4 separate regions of the Homo sapiens genome follow, and all the other regions are linked to region 2. A link is a contact called in ENCODE Hi-C or POLR2A ChIA-PET data. All regions are on one chromosome and are shown on one strand. Each heading gives the region's core, a stretch centred on a gene start or an enhancer-like site at or near the end of the contact. The rest is flanking DNA. Distances are from core to core; before and after follow the strand shown.

Region 1 (4,761 bases), core at 1,230-3,729, 320 kb before region 2:
GGCCCCACCCCTCCATCAGCCCCTCCCAACCTGGCTGGGCCGGGCACTGAGATATCTCAGCCTGGGCACTCCCTCCAGCTCAGTCACGACCCCACCCAGGACTGGCCAAACCCCACCTCCAAGGGATGATTGATAGGTCCTGTCATTCCAACCATTCCCGTCTCTGGTCCGACCCTTCTTCAAGCATATTTAGGCCCCGCCCCTCAGTCTGGACAAGCTCCGCCTCCACTCCAAGCTCCGCCCCCGGAGTCCCTGGCACTCCCACCAGGAGCTGGAAGGGACTTCCTTAGCCTCTGCCCTTCGCCCCAATCCCCCGACCCCCACAGGAGCTCAGAGTTTGATTCAGAGCACAACCTAACAAGCAATGAAGGGCACAGTCTGAAAAACCTGGTGAGATTGCCATCTGAGCCCTGGGGCAGGTCTGGGCGGTGGAGGAGCAAGGGTTGCGGTGCAGCCCTCTCCTGGTTTCTGAACCCCATCACCACTGCCTCCCCAGGAGCACCGCCTAAATGAGATGGAGAGAACTCAGGCTCAGCTGAGGGATGCTGTCCAGAGCCTGCAGCTTTCTCCAAGGACGCGGGGGTCTTGGAGTCAACCCCAGCCCCTCAAAGCACCCTGCCTCAATGGAGACACCACCTGAGCTGCCCATCCTGCCTCATCACACGTGGTCTGGGAGCAGAGAGATAGCCATCTTAGGGGGGGTGTCTGACTTTGCCTTAGCCCTACTTGGCCTACAGTGGGGAGTGGAGCTGCTGGTCCCAACCACTCTGGCAGTATGAAGTTGCCCAGTAAAATCTTGATTTCAGTGAAATTGGTGGTTTCTTTGCCCACTAAGAATTGCCAATTCTTAGGCATTTGCCCCGCAAGCCCTATTCATCTCTCCCAAATTCTCCCCTAATTAGAAGTCTCATGGAGAGGGCCATGTACACAAGTTCTCACCAGCTGTGTGACCTTAGACCTTCATTCTCTTAAGAGCCCGTTTTCTTATCTGTGAAATGGACGTAAAGTTCCCTACACAGTGAGAGGACCCATAGTTAAAGGCATTCGATAAAAGGTATTCACCATTGTTATAGGCAGCACCTGCTTCTCAATGAAGCATGGATTCCACCCCTGGCAACCTCCCAATCCCACAGTGAGAGCATCTTCCTAGGCCCTCCTCATGTCACGGAGGCCATGGGTCTGGGAGGCGGATAAAGGAAGGGGGTCAGGTGTGGAGATGGTTGGATACTGTGTATGAATGATTGGGTAAATGAGTCATTCAAATCATGGGTGAGTGGATGGGTGAGGGGTAGAGTGGGTGGAGCAAACGGCAGACGGATAGGTTAGCATTTGCTGGATGTTTGACCTGGTAGGTGAGTAGCTGGGTAGTTGGTTAACCAGGTTGGGTATGTCTGCCTAGAAAAGGCCTGGTTCATAGTAAGAAAAAATTTTTTTCAATGTTGTGATTATATATATCATATGTACATATGTTGAGGTCTCCTGAGACGCCTGAGAACTGGGCAGTGGAGAAACAATAATGAACTAGACAGGACTCCTGGCCTCATGGAACTTACATGTTAGTGGAGGGACCAAATCAACAGACAAACTGGTGGATGGATGTTTGGGGGGCTGGGCGGAAAGATGTGTGTGGGGATGGTTGGGTACTTGCTTGGTTGTATGGATAAATGAGTATTTACTTGGGTGCTGGATGAATGGGTGGGTAGATGGGAAGTGAATGGGTGGGTTGAGTGGGTGTTTGGGTGAATTAATAGGTGGTTGGAGGGGTGGGTGGATAGGTGATTAGTTCATTGGATAGGTAGATGAGTGATTGATAGATTGAGGAAGTGGATGAGATAGCTAGGTGGTTAGATATCTGGATACATGGTGGATAAGACAAGACAACAGGCCATGATGTGTGTCTGATGGGGTAGTCCTGGAAGCTGTGATCCTGGGAACTGGGTGGAGAAGGTGACTTAGGACTGAAGACCTAGGGCAACTCTAGGGACATGGAGGTGCTGAAGTCCAGTGTGGATGATTGGGAAGGAGGGAGTGAGCTTGTGGTTGGAAGGTAGCTGATGGGGGGCAGGGGACAAAAGGCTAAAAATTGGCTGGGTGGAGTCTTCAATGACCTATCAATGACCCATCAATGACCCATGGGGGAACTTCTCTGCACCCTCCCCACTCTTTTAGTGCTTTTAGCGAGCCTACCATTGGAAGTACCAGTGGGACGATAAGGAGCCATTGGGGTGTGGGACGACAAGGGTGTTGTCATGGTAACGGGGCCTCTCCCTGGACTCAGGCCGTGCGGGCCCTTTAAGGGTGACCCGCTTGGCCACTCCCAACATGGCGGCGCGCCCGCTGGCCGCCCCCCCCGGGGCGGCGAGGGGGGGGGGGGTGGGGTGGGGGGGGCGCCCCGGACCTCCCCATCATGGCGGCGCGGCGGGGCTGTCGCGCTGAGGTCACGGCGGCGCGCCGGGGGGGCGGGGCGGCGGGGGGAGCGATTTAAAGGGACAATGTCCCCCGAGCGGTGGAGGCGGCGGCGGCTGCGGAGGCCGCGGCACCGGCACCGGGAGCGGCAGCGGCGGTAGCGGCAGCGACGGCCGCACCAAGGAGGGGAGCTCCGAGCCCCGGCACCTGGCCGGCGGCGCCGCCTCCCCGGTGAGGCCCGGCCCGGCCTGGGGAGCCCGCGGGTGGGGCGGAGCCGTAGCGGGGCGGGGGAGGCCCCGGGCCGGGCCGGGCCAGGCGGGACCCCCCGGGGCGGGGGCGGGGGCGGGGCCTTCAGGGGCGGGGCCTGGCCGGGGGCGGGGCCGTGCAGGTGGGGGGAGGGGCGGGGGTCTTGGGGCAGGTGTCCCCCCTACCTCGGCGCGTCCCGCGGGGTCTCCTGCCCCGGGGTGCACGGGCGGAGGGCTCATCCCCCGGACCCTGGACCCCCGAGGAGTGGGCCCGCGCGGCGCAGCCCCCACCTCTGCGACCCCTGGGGGGCGTCCGGGTAGGAGCCCCCTCCCCACGCTGCCAAAGTGCTCCGAAGTTGCGGTCCCGCCCGTTCCCCGCGGGCAGTGCCCACCCAGTGGACAACCGCAGGTGCTTCCTCCGGGCCTGGGTAGGGACCCCCACCAAGACTGCCAGCCCACGGAGGAGCCCCCTGGGAATCCCCAGGCCCCCGAGGGCAGCGCCTGCAACCAGGCCTGGCGCCCCGGCCCCGCCCCGGTTGCCTGGGCCCGGCCTCCCCACCATCTCCCTGGGGAGGGCGCCTCATTCCTGCCCTTCACTTTCCGCCGTTACCTTGAAGGTATTTATAGGTAGAGAGGACAACCCCCGCTCCCCAGGGTCCTCATTTCTGGACCAGGAGCCCTATCGTTTTCTTTCGCCCGAGGACTAGAGCAATCTTGGTTGGGGGGTGGGGGGAATGGAGGAGCCCAAGCTGGGTATGCATGAGGGATAATGTTGGGGAGAAGCGAAAGGGTTAATGCTGGGGTCACTTGAGGCTGTGTGTGTGGAGGGGGGTGAAGGGGTTAATGCTGGAGAACCCTAAGGTCCTGTGTGGGGGAAGGGTTGGAGTGTGGGAAAAGTGCAGGGATCATTGGTATGGGACAACCCAATGGAGAAAAGTAAAGGGGTAATGATGGGAGACTCCTGACGGTGTATAGGATCAGAGTGTACAAGTGGCTGGGATTCTTGCCGAGGAAACGAAGGCATGGCAGTAGGATGTGCGTGTGCATGGATGTGAGGGCAGGACTGGGGAAAGTGCAGCTGTGTGTGAATGAAGGGAGGCGTCTGGAGAAATGGTAAGATTGATGGAAGAAGACCAGGTGGCTGAGTGTGCATGTGTCAATATGGGTAAACTGAGGCAGTGCAGGATCTGTATAAAGGGGAGGAGTTATTGATGGGGAGACGGAGGCATGCTGAGGGTAGGGGCCATTGGGATAGAAGGTGTGTGGAAAAGGTCTGAACACCATTAGCTCCCCTGGGCTGGGAGGTAAACTGAGGCAGTGAGCTGCAAAGTTGAGGACTGAGGTTTTGAGGGATGGGAAACTGAGGCAGATTCCCTTTCCTCCATCCCCTAAGCACTTCCTTCTCTCTATCCCCAGGCCCACAATGCCCCGCTGAGCCGGTGCAGCAGCTGAGTGGATCCAAGCAGAGAAAATCCGATGGAGGGGTCTCTGGCAGGCAGCCTGGCTGCACCAGATCGTCCCCAAGGCCCAGAGAGACTGCCTGGCCCGGCGCCAAGGGAGAACATCGAGGGTGGGGCCGAAGCTGCTGAGGGGGAAGGTGGCATCTTCCGGTCCACCCGTTACCTGCCTGTCACCAAGGAGGGCCCCCGAGACATTCTGGATGGCAGAGGTGGCATCTCTGGTAAGAGAATGGGCCGTGTGGCCCCCAGGGAGCATCCAGCCCATTCCCCAAGGCTCAGAGAGAGTCAAGTCACCCAGCGCAGCAGCGGCTGAGCTGGGATGCTGATTCCGCTTGGGTCCAGAGCCTTTTCTTTGTACTCTGTTTAGTTTCTTATTTGACAGTTGTGAAAACAGGTGTCCTGGGAGCCAGTGACCAGACCAAGGCTCCCCACTGGGTGGTATGGAGCTGGGACTTGAACTCAGGTCAGCCTGGCTTCCTCCTCTGAGCATACTAATTGGGTCCAGAGGCCCATCTCAGCACCCCAGACTCCCTGCCCCCAGCCCACTTATTCCACAGGTATTCCCCACTCCCATCAGTCTATCCCAGCTCCCTCTGGCTGTCTGGGTGTATCCTGTTCCTGAACCACGGGCCAAAACAGCTTCTGTAGTG
Region 2 (4,150 bases), core at 917-3,416:
GTGTTGTGGTGTGTGCCTGTAATCCCAGCTACTCAGGAGGCTGAGGCAGGAGAATTGCCTGAACCTAGGAGGTGGAGGTTACAGCGAGCCGAGATTGCGCCACTGCACTCCAGCCTGGGCGAAAGAGTGAGACTCCGTCTCAAAAAAAAAAAAAAAAAAGATACAGAAGGAGATGCAGGCACAGGGAATAAGGCCATCTGAAGATATACGGAGAAATTGGAGTGACGCAGCCATAAGCCAAAGAATGCCTGGAGCCTCTTGAAGTTGGAGAAGGTAAGGATCCTCCCCAAAGATCTCGAGAGAGTGTATGGCCCCACTGATGCCTCCATGCTGAATTTCTGGCCTCCCGAAGTGTAAGAGAATTAATTCCTGTTGTTTCAAGCCACCCAATTTGTGGTAATGTGTTATGGCCATCAAAGGAAATTAATAAAACACCTCAGGGCCTTTGCATGTGCCATCTTCTCTACCTGGATTACTCTTTCTCCAGATCCTTGTGGGGCCCATGTCCTCACTTCCTCCTGGTCTCTCTGCTCAACTGTCACCTCCTTAGAGAGTCCTTCTGCTTGTCCTAAGAGAGGCCCTTACTGTATCCCTCTAACTCAATAATTTGTTGCACTTCTCTTTAAATTTCGATCAATTTAGATACATGGTATTTGTTTCCTCCCCTGCCCCACACCCACCCCCTTTTTTTTAGAGACAGGGTCTTGCTCTGTTGCCCCAGCTGGAGTGCAGTGGCACGATCACAGCTCACTGTAGACACAACCTCTTGGGTTCAAGCAATCCTCCCTTCTCAACCTCCCAAGCAAAAGGGATAACAAGCACGTGCCACCATACTCAGCTAATTTTTTTTCTTTTAAAAAAAATTTTTTTTAGACAGAGTCTTGCTCTGTTTCCCAGGCTGGAGTGCAATGGCGTGATCTCAGCTCACCGCAACCTCCACCTCCCGGGTTCAAGCGATTCTCCTGGCTAAGTTTGTTTGTTTGTTTGTTTTTTGGAGAGACTGGGTCTCACTTTTTGGCCCCGGTTGGTCTCAAATTCCTGGCCTCAAGCGATCCTCCTGTCTTGGCCTCCCAAAGTGCTGGGATTACACACATGGACCACCATGCCAGGCTTGTTTCCCTTTTTAAAAAAATCACTTGTCCTCTGTGTATATTTGTTTCAGGGACTGTTGAATAATCCAGCTTTCGGCTGAGAAGCTTTTTGGACATTTGCCTAGTGACAATCTTTCTTTATCTGGGGAGAGATTGGTCAGATAATTAGTCTTGGAGCATGTTAAAGCTTTGTCTCCCAAGAAAGAATTTACATCTATTACAACATCTTTCTCTCTCTCTGGAAAATTGTATCCTTGTTATTAAGACTTTTTTTTTCTTTTTTAGCTTTACAGAAAAGCTGCAAAGATAGCAAGATAATTTTTGTCTACTCTTTATCCAGCTTCCCTGAATGCTAACATCTTATATAACCATAATACATTTACTGAAACAAAAAGATTAACACTGGTTCATTACTACTAACTCAACTCCAAACTTTATTTGGATTTCACCAACTTTATCCACAAATTTGTCCTTTTTTTGATTCCTGGATCCAGTCCAGGGTACTATATTGAATTTAGTTGTCACAGCTCCTTTCCCTCCTCTAGTCTGTGGCAGTGCCTCAGTCTTTGTTTTTCATGACCTTGACAGTTTTGTAGAGGTCTGGTTAGGCATTTTGTAGAATGTGACTCAGTGTGAATTTCCTTTGCTTACTACTATACCTATTATACAAAAAATATACACATATATATATATACATGCACAAATATTTATTTATAGTGTGGAAAATATACATAACATAAAATTTACCATTTTTTAAGTATTATTATTATTTTGTGAGACATGGTCTTGCTCTGGTACGGCCCCGCTGGTGTGGAAAGCGAGCTGTGTTCGGAGGGCCTGAACCTACGGGCTTCCACCGTGGGGCCAATGGAAAGCTGCGGAAGGTGGGCCCCCAAAGGTCTGGGCTCCTGAAGCCGCTGAGGGGCGTGGCCTCCTGGTTTTAAAACATAAAATGGGTGTGAGGTCTGCAGTGCGAGCCAATGAAAGGCAAGGGGAGGCGGGGTCTATGAGGGAGGCGGCCAGTAGAGGCAAGGCTCTTTCGGGTGGCCCCGGAGCGGGGCTCCGACTGTGCGCATGCGCATCGGGCCGGACTACGGGGCGCCGCTGAGCCAAGTGGGCCACCCGGGCACGGCCACGCTCCCGGGTCACGTGACACGGAGGGGGCCGAATTCTGCTGGAGGCAGCGCCATATCCTGGAGGTGAAGGTGAATAGCGTCGGGGGTCGAGCTGGTGTGGGAGAACCACATCCTGATGCGATGTGACCTCGACCCAGCCTGGCCCGGGGTCGGGGATCAGGCTCGGGCCCGTGCGCTCTTTAAGGGAGAGGCGTGGGTTGCGTGGAGGGTCGCGCCCGCTAACCCGGGGGCGTGACCTCGTGCCTCTTGGTGACGTAACATGGGGCGGGCTCACTACTGGGGCTGAGATTTGGGGTCCGGTTGTGGAAAGAGAGGCGGGGCTTCCGCCTGTCCATTGACAAGTAGGTAAGTGGAAGATAACTGTGTGGTGCTGTCGTCGCCACCTTGACTTGTGGTGGCTAGTTTGGGTGGGAGTGGTGGTGATGTAAAGGACTGGGGCTAGCCCCGCGAGGGGCGTGACCTTGTCACGGAGAGGCATGGCTTCACCCCGAGCCTAGGCGCACAAAGGGCGTGGTCTGGCAGGGTTGGGGGCGTGGCCGCACAGAAACTGGCGGCAAGGGTCGTGGCCCTGGATCCTGCTGCGAGAAGGGGCGCGATTTCTTCCGGAGAGGTTCCCTGTCGCGCCCAAGTCTGGGAAGTGCCCTTTCTCTCTTAGGTACCACCTCATGGAGACCCCCGCGGCCGCCGCCCCCGCTGGGAGCTTATTCCCCTCCTTCCTGCTCCTGGCCTGCGGGACGCTGGTGGCCGCCTTGCTGGGCGCCGCTCACCGCCTGGGGCTCTTCTATCAGCTGCTGCACAAGGTGCGGGGCACAGAATGGGAGGTGGGCTGGGGGCAGTCAAAGAGGGAGGGGCCTCGTGGTGCTGCTTCCAGCTCACTCATTGTGCAGGGTGGGAAAGCGAGCCCCGACTAGTCCAGAGGGACTGGTAAGAGGTTCTGTCCAGGGCCCTGTCTCCATTGCCACGCTGTGTATGGAGGCCTGGACTTTGCCACTGGTAAGAGAGAACACGGAAGCTGCCGCTGCCGGGGCACTCGCACCCCACCTACCTCCTTCCCCAGTGACTCTTTTCACAGAACAGATGGACAGCACTCTGTGCTCCCTAACCTGGATGGGATAAATGGGGCAGAGGGCAGGCTCCAGCGAGGGGGTGGCAGTGACAGTTTCATAACAGTTGCCCTCTGCTGAGCTCAGTACTGTAGACTTTCTTACCTACCCCTTACCTTTTCCTTGAAAGTAGGTGCTGTTCTTTCTGTCTTCATTTTCTGCAAGAGGAAGCTGAGGCTCAGAGAGATTGTGTGGTGGTTTGCCCTAGGTGACATGTTTGGAGAGAGCTGACCCCACAGGTGTCCCCCTAAACTCCTTGCACCTCTGTTTGAAATTTACCCCTTCTCCAGACCCCTTCCTCAACCCTTTCTCTCCTAGCAGGGACCAAGCTTGACCTCTCCCTCCCCAAACCCTTCTCTACTGCTTCCTCTGCTAGCCAGGAGTGATGCCACTGACCTTCAGGACTTAGGAGATTTAAAGCAAGCCTTGGATGTGTAGGGCTGTGAGGCAGCTGGAGTTGGGAGGCCTCGGCACAGTCTGTGCCAGCAGCTCACTCCCGTGCCAGGCACATGGTGGCTGGCAGCCTGTCAACTAAGCCCTGGGCCTGTTTAGCGTCCATCAGGAGGGCATCAGGGAGGCTGGGATCAGGAGCCCAGCTGCCAGGCTCTGCAAGGATACTGGAGGGCAGGGAGGAGTCACAGCAGATGGCTCCCTGCCATCTGCTCTGCGTGCGTTGTGCCCCTGGCCAAACCCCCTGGGTTATATAACCCTCTCCTCTCTCCCTGATTGCCCTGCCATCCTGGAGACAGGCAGTGTAACAGTGGGGCACTTAAGAGCGTGGGTTCTATTGAACTTTCAGTCTTACTTGGGCAAGCCTTGA
Region 3 (4,611 bases), core at 1,968-4,467, 430 kb before region 2:
AGGTTGAGGTTGCAATGAGCTAGGATTGCACCTCTGCATTCCAGCCTGGTGACAGAGTGAAACCCTATCTCAAAAAAATAAATAAATAAATAAAAATTAAAAAGATGATGAAGAAGAAGAATTGCAAACCCAACAAGCCCCTTAGTCCATATTGAGGGCAGGACCAGCAGGTATAGCTATAACTGCCACATTTGCAGCCCGGGTGACAGAAGACCAGATGAACTGGATTGGGAGACAGAAATCCTAGAAGGGAACTTTGGAAAAGTTCAGAGGTCACACAAGAGCTAGGAACCACCACCAGAGCATGTTACTCGATGTTACTCAGTGATTTCCTCTCTTCTTTTTCTTTTTAATAAACTTTATTTTTTTAATGTATTATATATTTTGGCCAGGTGCAGTGGCTCACGCCTGCAATCCCAGCACATTGAGAGTCCAAGGCAGGTGGATCACTTGAGGTCAGGAGTTTGAGACCACCCTGGCCAACATGGCGAAACCCTGTCTCTACTAAAAACACAACAAACATTAGCCAGGTGTGGTGGCATGCACCTGCAATCCTGGCTATCCAGGAGGCTGAAGCACAAGAATCACTTGAACCCAGGAGGCAAAGATTGCAGTGAGGTGAGATCGCATCACTGCACTCCAGCCTGGATAACAGAGCAATACCCTGTCTCAAAAAAAAAAAAAAAAAGAAAGAAGAAAGAAAATAAAAGAAAAAATAAAATGGTCAGGGCATTGTGGCTCATGCCCGTAATCCCAGCACTTTGAGAGGCCGAGGCAGGAAGTCGGTACCAGCAAATAGGAAGCACCAAATTGCCAGCCATGAGAGTGAGCCACCTCAAAGTATCTCTTCCAGCCTCAAATGAGCTGCCCACACTGATGCTGTGTAGGACTGAGAAAGCCATCCTGGCTGAGCCCTGCCCAAATTGTAAACTTGTGAGCAAACTAAAAGTTGTATATATTCTGATACAGATAGGAGTTCATACACACATACCAAAAAAAAAAAAAAAACTTGTATATCTTTTTTATTTTTTTGAGATGGAGTTTCGCTCTTGTTTCCCAGACTGGAGTGCAATGGCATGATCTTGGCTCACAGCAACCTCTGCCTCCCTAGTTCAAGCGATTCTCCTGCCTCAGCCTCCCAAGTAGCTGGGATTACAGGCTCACACCACCGCGCCCGGCTAACTTTGTATTTTTAGTAGAGACAGGGTTTCTCCGTGTTGGTCAGGCTGGTCTCGAACTCCCGACCTCAGGTGATCCGCCAGCCTCGGCCTCCCAAAGTGCTGGGATTACAGGCATGAGCCACCGAGCTTGGCCTGTATATTGTTTTAACCTACTAAGTTTCCTGGTAGTTCAATATACAATAATAGATAATTGAAACAGATATATTTCCCAACAAGTTTGGAGTCATCAAAAAACTGATAATGGACTGGGTGCAGTGACTCAGGCCTGTAATCACAACAGTTCGGGGGGCCAACATAGGCGGATCACTTGAATCCAGGAGTTCCAGTTCAGCCTGGGCAACATGGTAAAACCCCATCTCTACAGAAAATACAAAAAAAAGCATCTGGATGTGGTGGTGGGAGGATTGCTTGACCCCAGGAGACAGAGGTTGCAATGAGTTGAGATTGAGCCACTGCACTCCAGCCTAGGCAACAGAGCAATACCCTGTATCAAAAAAAGAAAAAAAAAAAAAGGCCGGGTGCAGTGGCTCACCCCTGTAATCCCAGCACTGGGAGGCCAAGGTGGGTGGATCATTTGAGGTCAGGAGTTCAAGACCAGCCTGGCCAGCATGGTGAAACCTCATATCTACTAAAAATAACAAAAAAAAAATTAGCCAGGCATGGTGGTGTGCCTGTAATCCCAGCTACTCAGGAAGCTGAGGCAGTAGAATCACTTGAACCCAGGAGGCAGAGGTTGCAGTGAGCCGAGATCATGCCACTGCACTCCAGCCTGGGTGACAGAGTGAGACCCTGTCTCCAAAAAAAAAATTTTTTTAATAAACAAAAAAAACCCGGTAACGTGTGCATAAATGCTTTTATATACATTGGAAAACGTTCATATATATATGAACGTTTTTTAATTTTTAAAAACTGAAAAAAGAGCACACCAAACTGCTGGGCCAGAGGTAGAAGCAGAAGCAGAAAGCGGAAGAATTTCCCTTTCAAATTTTACACTTATAACTTATTCCCTGCTCCTTCCATGTCCTTGAGGAGGGAGGAGGCTGTCAGGAGAGGAGTGAGCACCCAGCTTGTGGTCAGACAGCCCATAGTCAAAGCCAGGCTCTGCCACTCCCTCACTGCCGTGTGACCTTGGGCAAGTGATTTGCCCTCTCTGAGCCTCACATTCATCGTTGGTAAAAAAAATAAATAAAAGCGCACACTGACAGGCTTCTGGGGATTGGAGGAACCAGCACACATGTGTGTCTTAATTTGGGTTCCCTGGAACTAGACCTTAATACAAGGAGTTGAGTGCAAATCCTCTATCAGGAGGGTGACCATAAGACAAGAGTTCAACTGCCTGTTGTTTCTTTGGGAGGTGATCCCTGGAAACACAATTAGGGCAATGGAGAAGAGGGATGGGGAAGGGAAGGCAGCAGCAGTTAAAGGGACCTTTATTGAGGAAGTTTCCACTGTGGGTAGCTAGGGCTCAGCCCTGCCTAGTACCTCAGGGAGACAGAATAGAACATGCACCTCCCAGAACAAGGGAGTCTTCACCCCCAGAGAGAGGGAGCTGGGGTATTTATCCACCAATACCCACCAGTCATTACTGACAGCTTCCTCCAAGGGCATGATTTCTCCAGAATGTCCTGCCTGCACCGCACAGGTCAGACCTGGGGACAGAGGCAAGGGCTCTGACAGTGGCTCCAGCCATGAGCAGGAACACAGCCTGGTGTGTGTGGATAGTTACAGTGACTCAGTGAGTGGAGTTCTCCTCTCCTCTCCTTCCAACACACCCATCCATATGCGCACACACAGTCACACCGACACATACACGTTTACACACACTCGTGTGCACACTACAACACATGCACACACTGTTACCCAAATGCACCCAAACACATACGCGGTCACACATGCACGCTCAAACGTGCACGGACACAAAATTGAACGAATAGAGAATGGATCTCCAAATTGTCCAGCAGAGGGAGCGTTCTTCACACTCAGGAGGAAGGAGGTCCCACAGCCGCCAGCGACAGGACCAGACTTCGGTGTTTTGAGAATTACACTTGCAGTACGTGTAACAGGGCTCCGGGGACCCAGGGACCTTACTCCTCCCCTTCTCATTCTCATTTATTCACCCTCGTGGCCCTTGGCGGAAACTCAGTGTGCATTACAAGCATGATGATACCGGACTATTCGCATGACAAGAAAAAGCCGAGGTGCAGAGAGGGACAGTCACGTGCCCAAGGCCGCCCCTAGGAAGGAAGAGCCTAGATTGAGCCCACATATGTCGGATCTCAAGGCTAACTTCGTTTGCTAGTGGATGGCGAGGTTGCGCCGAAAAGGGCCCAGGAGATGTTTGGCAAAGGATGCGCTCTTGGAGACCCTCGGTTGGGAGGGGGGTGTAGGAGAGGCAGCACCTGCAAGATCCGGGTGGCTCACGTAGGGTCTGGGACTGTCTGTTTCCCATTCAGCCCCGGAGTACGTCGAACAGGGGATCCCGGCCGACGACCCCAGCACAGGCCACCGGGGGGCGCCCCAGGACACACGCCGCTGCTACTGCCTCTCGCACAGCCAGCCCCGCTTTAGCTCATCTCCTCCCCGCTCCAACTCTAGCCCAACCCCCGTCGACGCCCCCTTCTACGCTACGTGGCTAGGGATCTAGACCAGGACTGGGAGCCTGAGGGGTGGGGCAGAAGAGGACTCAGCGCCAGCGCTGAGGCCGCACCGAATGATCTTGGGTAAGTCACTTCATTCGGGGGCTCAGTTTCTACCTCTGTTAAACGGAATAATAAAAAGTGATCTTACAAGTCAGTATGAGGATTAAATGGGAATATATGGAAAGAGCACACAGGAAGCACTCAATCAAAAAAAAAAGTTTTGTTTTTGTTTTTCAGACCGAGTCTCGCTCTGTCACCCAGGCTGGAGTGCAGCGGCACTATCTTGGCTCACTGCAACCTCCGTCTCCCGGGTTCAAGCGATTCTCCTGTCTCGCCCTACCGAGTAGCTGGGACTACAGGCGCGTGCCACCACTCCCGTCTGATTTTTTTTTTATTTTTAGTAGAGACAGTGTTTCACCGTGTTAGCCAGGATGATCTCAATCTCCTGACCTCGTGATCCGCCCGCCTCGGCCTCCCAAAGTGCTGGGATTACAGGAGTCAGCCACCGCGCCCTGCCCTAATTTTTTGTATTTTAAGTAGAGATGGAGTTTCACCATGTTGGCCAGGCTGGTCTGGAACTCCTCGCCTCAACTGATCCGCCCACCCCGGCGTCCCAAAGTGCTGGGATTACAGGTGTGAGCTACCACGCCTGGCCTCATAATTGTTAGGTTAACTTTGGAGACCACCCCCAGGGCTCCCTTAAGCCCTTACTCCATACACACACACACACACACACACACACACACACGCGCGCGCGCGCGTGCGCGCACACACACACGCACACATGAGAT
Region 4 (4,094 bases), core at 1,558-4,057, 350 kb after region 2:
GCCACTGTGCTCCAGCGTGGGCAACAGAGACCCTGTCTCTAAAATAATAACAATAAATTATACTAATATAATTAATAATACCATTATTATTGTTGGTTGGATAATCTTGGGTTGCTTCTTTTTTTTTTTTTTTTTTTTTTGAAACGGAGTCTGGCTCTATCGCCCAGGCTGGAGTGCAATAACGCGATCTCAGCTCACTGCAACCTACATCTCCTGGGCTCAAGCAATTCTCCTGCTTCAGCCTCCCAAGCAGCTGGGATTACAGGTAATCTTGGGTTACTTCTTAGCTGAGCAACCTGGGGCCAGGGGCCCCAAACCCCCAGGTTCCAGTTCCCCTTTTGACAAATGAGGACCATGTTCGCACCCCCCATCATTGCAGAGGTTGTCCAGAAGCTGCAAAATAGGTCAGCAGGACTGAGACTTCTGGACAAAGAGAAGGCGGAGAAACATAGGCAGACACCCCGGCAGGGACCAGATCAGCGAGGCTGAAGGAGGCTTCCTTTAGCTGGGCGGCAGCGGAGTGGAGTGGCAGGAGTACTACTAATTTGCATGGTTTACCATATAGGGCCCCACTCAGCACAGGCTCTGTGCTGGTGCTCTGCAGAGAAAAAGACAAAAGTCACTCAGGGGGCTGACAGCCTAATGCGGCTCGAGGGCAGATGGTTGCTAGGGAAGAAGGGAGATGGTGAGAAGTATTGGAGAGACTCAAGAAAGCCGCCAGGAATGGTGACTCACGCCTGTAATCCCAACGCTTTGGGAGGCTGAGGCGCGTGGATCATTTGAGGACAGGAGTTCGAGACCAGCCTGGCCAACATGGTGAAACCCTGTCTCCACTAAAAATACAAAAATTATCTAGATGCGATGGCAGGTGCCTATAATCCCAGCTACTCGGGAGGCTGAGGCAGGAGAATTGCTTGAACCCGGGAGGCAGAGATTGCAGTGAGACGAGATAGCACCACTGCACTCCGGCTTGGGTGACAGAGCAAGACTTCGTCTCAGAAAAAAGTAATAATAAATAATAATAATAATAATAAAATAAAAATTTAAAAAGAATGTTTCAGGCCGGGCATTGTGGTTCACGCCTGTAATCCCAGCACTTTTGGGATGCCAAGGCAGGCAGATCACTTGAGGCCAGAAGTTCGAGACCAGCCTGACCAACATAGCGAAACTCCATCTCTGCTAGAAATACAAAAATTAGCCAGGCGTGGTGGCTTGCACCTGTAATTCCAGATACTTGGGAGGCTGAGGCAGGAGAATCTCTTGAACCCAGGAGGCAGAGGTTGCTGTGAGCTGAGATCACATCACCACACTCCAGCCTGGGTGACAGAGCGAGACTCTGTCTCAAAATAAATAAATGAATGAACAAATAAATAAAATAAAATAAAAATACAAAAATTAGCCAGGTGTGGTGGTGGGCACCTGTAGTCCGAGCTACTCTGGAGGCTGAGGCAGGAGAATCGCTTGAACCCGGGAGGCGGAGGTTGCAGTGAGTCGAGATGGCGCCACTGTACTCCAACCTGGGCAACACCAGAGTCTGTCTCTAAAATACAGTAAAATAAAATTAAATTAAGAAGAGTCGATGATCACCATGAAGGGGTGTAGGGACAATCCCTGGCATCAGGAAGTGCCACTACCTCCCTGAGATTCTGCAGACGCCAGCTGTCTGACCTGCCCGTCTGATCTGCAGAGAAGGGACGTTGAGCCCTGGGGTTCTAGCTGGAGTTTCTGGCTTTCTGAGAAAAAAAAGGCAAAATCCCTCCAGACCTGGTCTGGCCCTCTCTCCTTCCAGCTTCTGCTGGTGTTCACTCCCCTCCCCCACAGCCCAGGCCACCCCCACAGGAGCCCGGGACAGGAAGGGGTAAATTCTAGGACTGTGGATGTTTGATTATTCCCAGGACAATAGTTCTCTGACTTCAGTCATTAGTGACTTTTTTCTCCATCGCTGCAATCTCCCCCTTTGAACAACTGAACTATATTTTCCTTAGCATTCATCACTTCTGCATCTTGAATTTACTCATGTAACAAGGAGACTTGATTTCGGCATCCTCACTGAAAAACCCTCCTCATTGCCCCAGATAGTAGGGAAACCTAAAAATAAATATAAATATGAGGAACACAAAACCAAGTCCTTGAATTCTGGCTGGATACAGACACCTGCTAAGCCTCAGGGTCACGGAGGCGCTAAAGACATGTTAGTGCCCAGTGGAGACTTTCCCCTGGGCTCATCGCAGGGACTCCAGGGCTGGGCTGCCGGCCTGTGGATCTGAGTCTCAGCTGGGTGAGTCACTTGTGCCTCAGTTTCCTCCTCTGTCAAATGGGAATGACAACATCATTGCAGATGTTTTAAGGAGTAAATGAGTTAATATAGATTAAAAAAAAAAAGCACTTAGGACCAGACCTGGTACAAATTAAGTGCTCCATAAATAATAGCATTTTCTTGGCAGGATAGCGAGATCTCGTCTCTACAAAAAAAAAAAACACTTAAGGAGAAAACTAGCCAGACGTGATGGTGCACAGCTGTAGTCCCAGCTCCTCAGGAGGCTGAGGCAGGAGGATCCCTTGAGCCCTGAAGTTTGAGGCTGCAGTGAGCTGTGATGGTGACCCTGCACTCCAGCCTGGGTGACAGAGTAAGATCTCTTAAAAATATATATAGCGTTTTAAAAAATGATTACGTACCTCAAGAGACAAGCTAATCATATGATTTATCCAGAAAGGAAAGAACCCTCCTATCACATGATTCTCTGTTGATTAACGAAGTGCCCAGGGGCCTCTGAAATATAAGTTTCCCACAGGAGGAAACTGGCTTAGAAAGACCAGAAAGATCCGGGGGGTCTGCTCTGTGCGGTGAAGCTTCTCTTCTTGGCACCTGCCTGGCATCGGAAGAGGGCCCCTTCTCCCTCCCTGGGCTTTTATGTGGACACTGTAATGCCTCAGTTTTCTTTCTTTCTTTTTGTTTTTGACACAGGGTCTCACTCTATCACCCAAGCTGGAGTGCAGTGGCACCATCTTAGCTCACCGCAGCCTCAAACTCCCCAGCTCGGGTGATTCTTCCTGCCTCAGCCTCCTGAGTAGTAGCAGCTGGGACCACAGACGTCTGCCACCAAGCCCAGGTAATTTTTTTTCTTTTTGAAGAAACAGAGCTTTGCCATGTTGCCCAGGCTGGTCTCAAACTCCTGAGCTCAAGCGATCCTCCTGCCTCGGCCTCCCAGAGTGCTGGGATCACAGGTGTGGAGAAATAGGAACGCTTTTACACTGTTGGTGGGAATGTAAATTAGTTCAACCATTGTGGAAGATAGTGTGGTGATTTCTCAAGGATCCAGAACTAGAAATACCATTTGACTCAGCGATCCCATTGCTGGGTATATACCCAAAGGATTATAAATCATGCTACTATAAAGACATATGCACATGTATGTTTATTGCGGTACTATTCACAATAGCAAAGACCTGGAATCAACCCAAATGTCCATCAATGATAGACTGGATTAAGAAAGTGTGGCACATATACACCAGGGAATACTATGCAGCTATAAAAAAGGATGAGTTCATGTCCTTTGCAGGGACACAGATGAAGCTGAAAACCATCATTCTCAGCAAACTAACACAGAAACAGAAAACCAAACACCACATGTTCTCACTCATAGGTGGGAACTGAGCAATGAGAACACCTGGACACAGGGCGGGAAACATCACACACTGGGGCCTGTCGGGGGGTGGGGGCCTGGGGGAGGGATTGCATTAGGAGAAATACCTAATGTAAATGACGAGTTGATAGGTGCAGCAAGCCAACATGGCACATGTATGCCTATGTATCAAACCTGCTCGTTGTGCACATGTACCCTAGAACTTAAAGTCTAAAAAATTTAATTAATTAATTAATTAATTAATTTAAAAAGAAAGAAAGAAACCGAGCTTCGCCATGTTGCCCAGGCTGGTCTCAAACTCCTGAGCTCAAGCGATCCTCCTGCCTCGCCCTCCCAGAGTGCTGGGATCACAGGCGTGAGCCTCTGTACCTGGCCTCAGTTTCCTCATCTGGAAAACAGCAGGGGAAGATACTGCCAGCTGGGACGCAGGCTCTGCCAACTCTGGCATGC

Evidence for each region. A loop is a pair of places that touch in the nucleus more often than their neighbours do. ChIA-PET counts read pairs that join two places held with the same protein, here RNA polymerase II (POLR2A). Pooled maps may share reads with other maps.
Region 1: a loop to region 2 is called in a map of CD8-positive, alpha-beta T cell, with 7 times the contacts of the local background. The contact joins the promoter of WIZ here to the promoter of HACL2 in region 2. A Hi-C loop is called at or near these places in 7 of 168 maps with a recorded cell type or tissue (CD8-positive, alpha-beta T cell, ascending aorta, dorsolateral prefrontal cortex and 3 more), 8 of 37 single-sample maps with no recorded cell type and 22 of 50 pooled maps. POLR2A ChIA-PET finds 5 or more read pairs at or near these places in 4 of 52 experiments (H1, HCT116, PC-9 and 1 more).
Region 3: a loop to region 2 is called in a map of B cell, with 15 times the contacts of the local background. The contact joins the enhancer-like site here to the promoter of HACL2 in region 2. A Hi-C loop is called at or near these places in 2 of 168 maps with a recorded cell type or tissue (B cell and naive thymus-derived CD4-positive, alpha-beta T cell), 6 of 37 single-sample maps with no recorded cell type and 14 of 50 pooled maps. POLR2A ChIA-PET finds 5 or more read pairs at or near these places in 3 of 52 experiments (A673, HCT116 and naive thymus-derived CD4-positive, alpha-beta T cell).
Region 4: a pooled map shows a loop between it and region 2 (7-fold over the local background). The contact joins the promoter of ADGRE2 here to the promoter of HACL2 in region 2. A Hi-C loop is called at or near these places in 1 of 37 single-sample maps with no recorded cell type and 3 of 50 pooled maps. POLR2A ChIA-PET finds 5 or more read pairs at or near these places in 1 of 52 experiments (CD4-positive, alpha-beta T cell).

What each region holds. Positions count from the first base shown.
Region 1 is chr19:15,447,674-15,452,434 of GRCh38, reverse strand. It overlaps WIZ (WIZ zinc finger), which reads left to right and starts at 2,479. Exons shown (of 13, transcript NM_001371589.1): 1 at 2,479-2,637; 2 at 4,068-4,332. The coding sequence starts at 4,128. MIR1470 (microRNA 1470) reads right to left here and starts at 2,887; the gene lies at 2,827-2,887. RASAL3 (RAS protein activator like 3) reads left to right here. Exons shown (of 18, transcript NM_022904.3): 17 at 327-390; 18 at 497-811. The coding sequence ends at 640. RefSeq lists an enhancer at 1-49 and silencers at 2,455-2,584, 2,635-2,754, 3,105-3,214.
Region 2 is chr19:15,123,802-15,127,951 of GRCh38, reverse strand. HACL2 (2-hydroxyacyl-CoA lyase 2) reads left to right here and starts at 2,166. Exons shown (of 16, transcript NM_006844.5): 1 at 2,166-2,296; 2 at 2,883-3,027. The coding sequence starts at 2,893. It overlaps ILVBL-AS1 (ILVBL antisense RNA 1), which reads right to left and starts at 3,792. Exons shown (of 3, transcript NR_186314.1): 1 at 3,727-3,792; 2 at 3,447-3,488; 3 at 1,778-2,025. RefSeq lists silencers at 2,023-2,092, 2,663-2,712 and enhancers at 2,313-2,402, 1,897-2,660, 2,661-3,426.
Region 3 is chr19:15,555,102-15,559,712 of GRCh38, reverse strand. No RefSeq gene overlaps it. Among named protein-coding and RNA genes, the nearest start is that of CYP4F22, 49 kb to the right of the region's middle. RefSeq lists an enhancer at 3,241-3,380 and a silencer at 3,841-3,900. Within about 2 kb of position 3,217, at least 11 of the 41 ENCODE cell types and tissues checked have a DNase peak (open chromatin) inside an H3K27ac peak, as active enhancers do; they include HCT116, where a contact is called at or near this core.
Region 4 is chr19:14,777,273-14,781,366 of GRCh38, reverse strand. It overlaps ADGRE2 (adhesion G protein-coupled receptor E2), which reads left to right and starts at 2,807. Exons shown (of 21, transcript NM_013447.4): 1 at 2,807-3,110.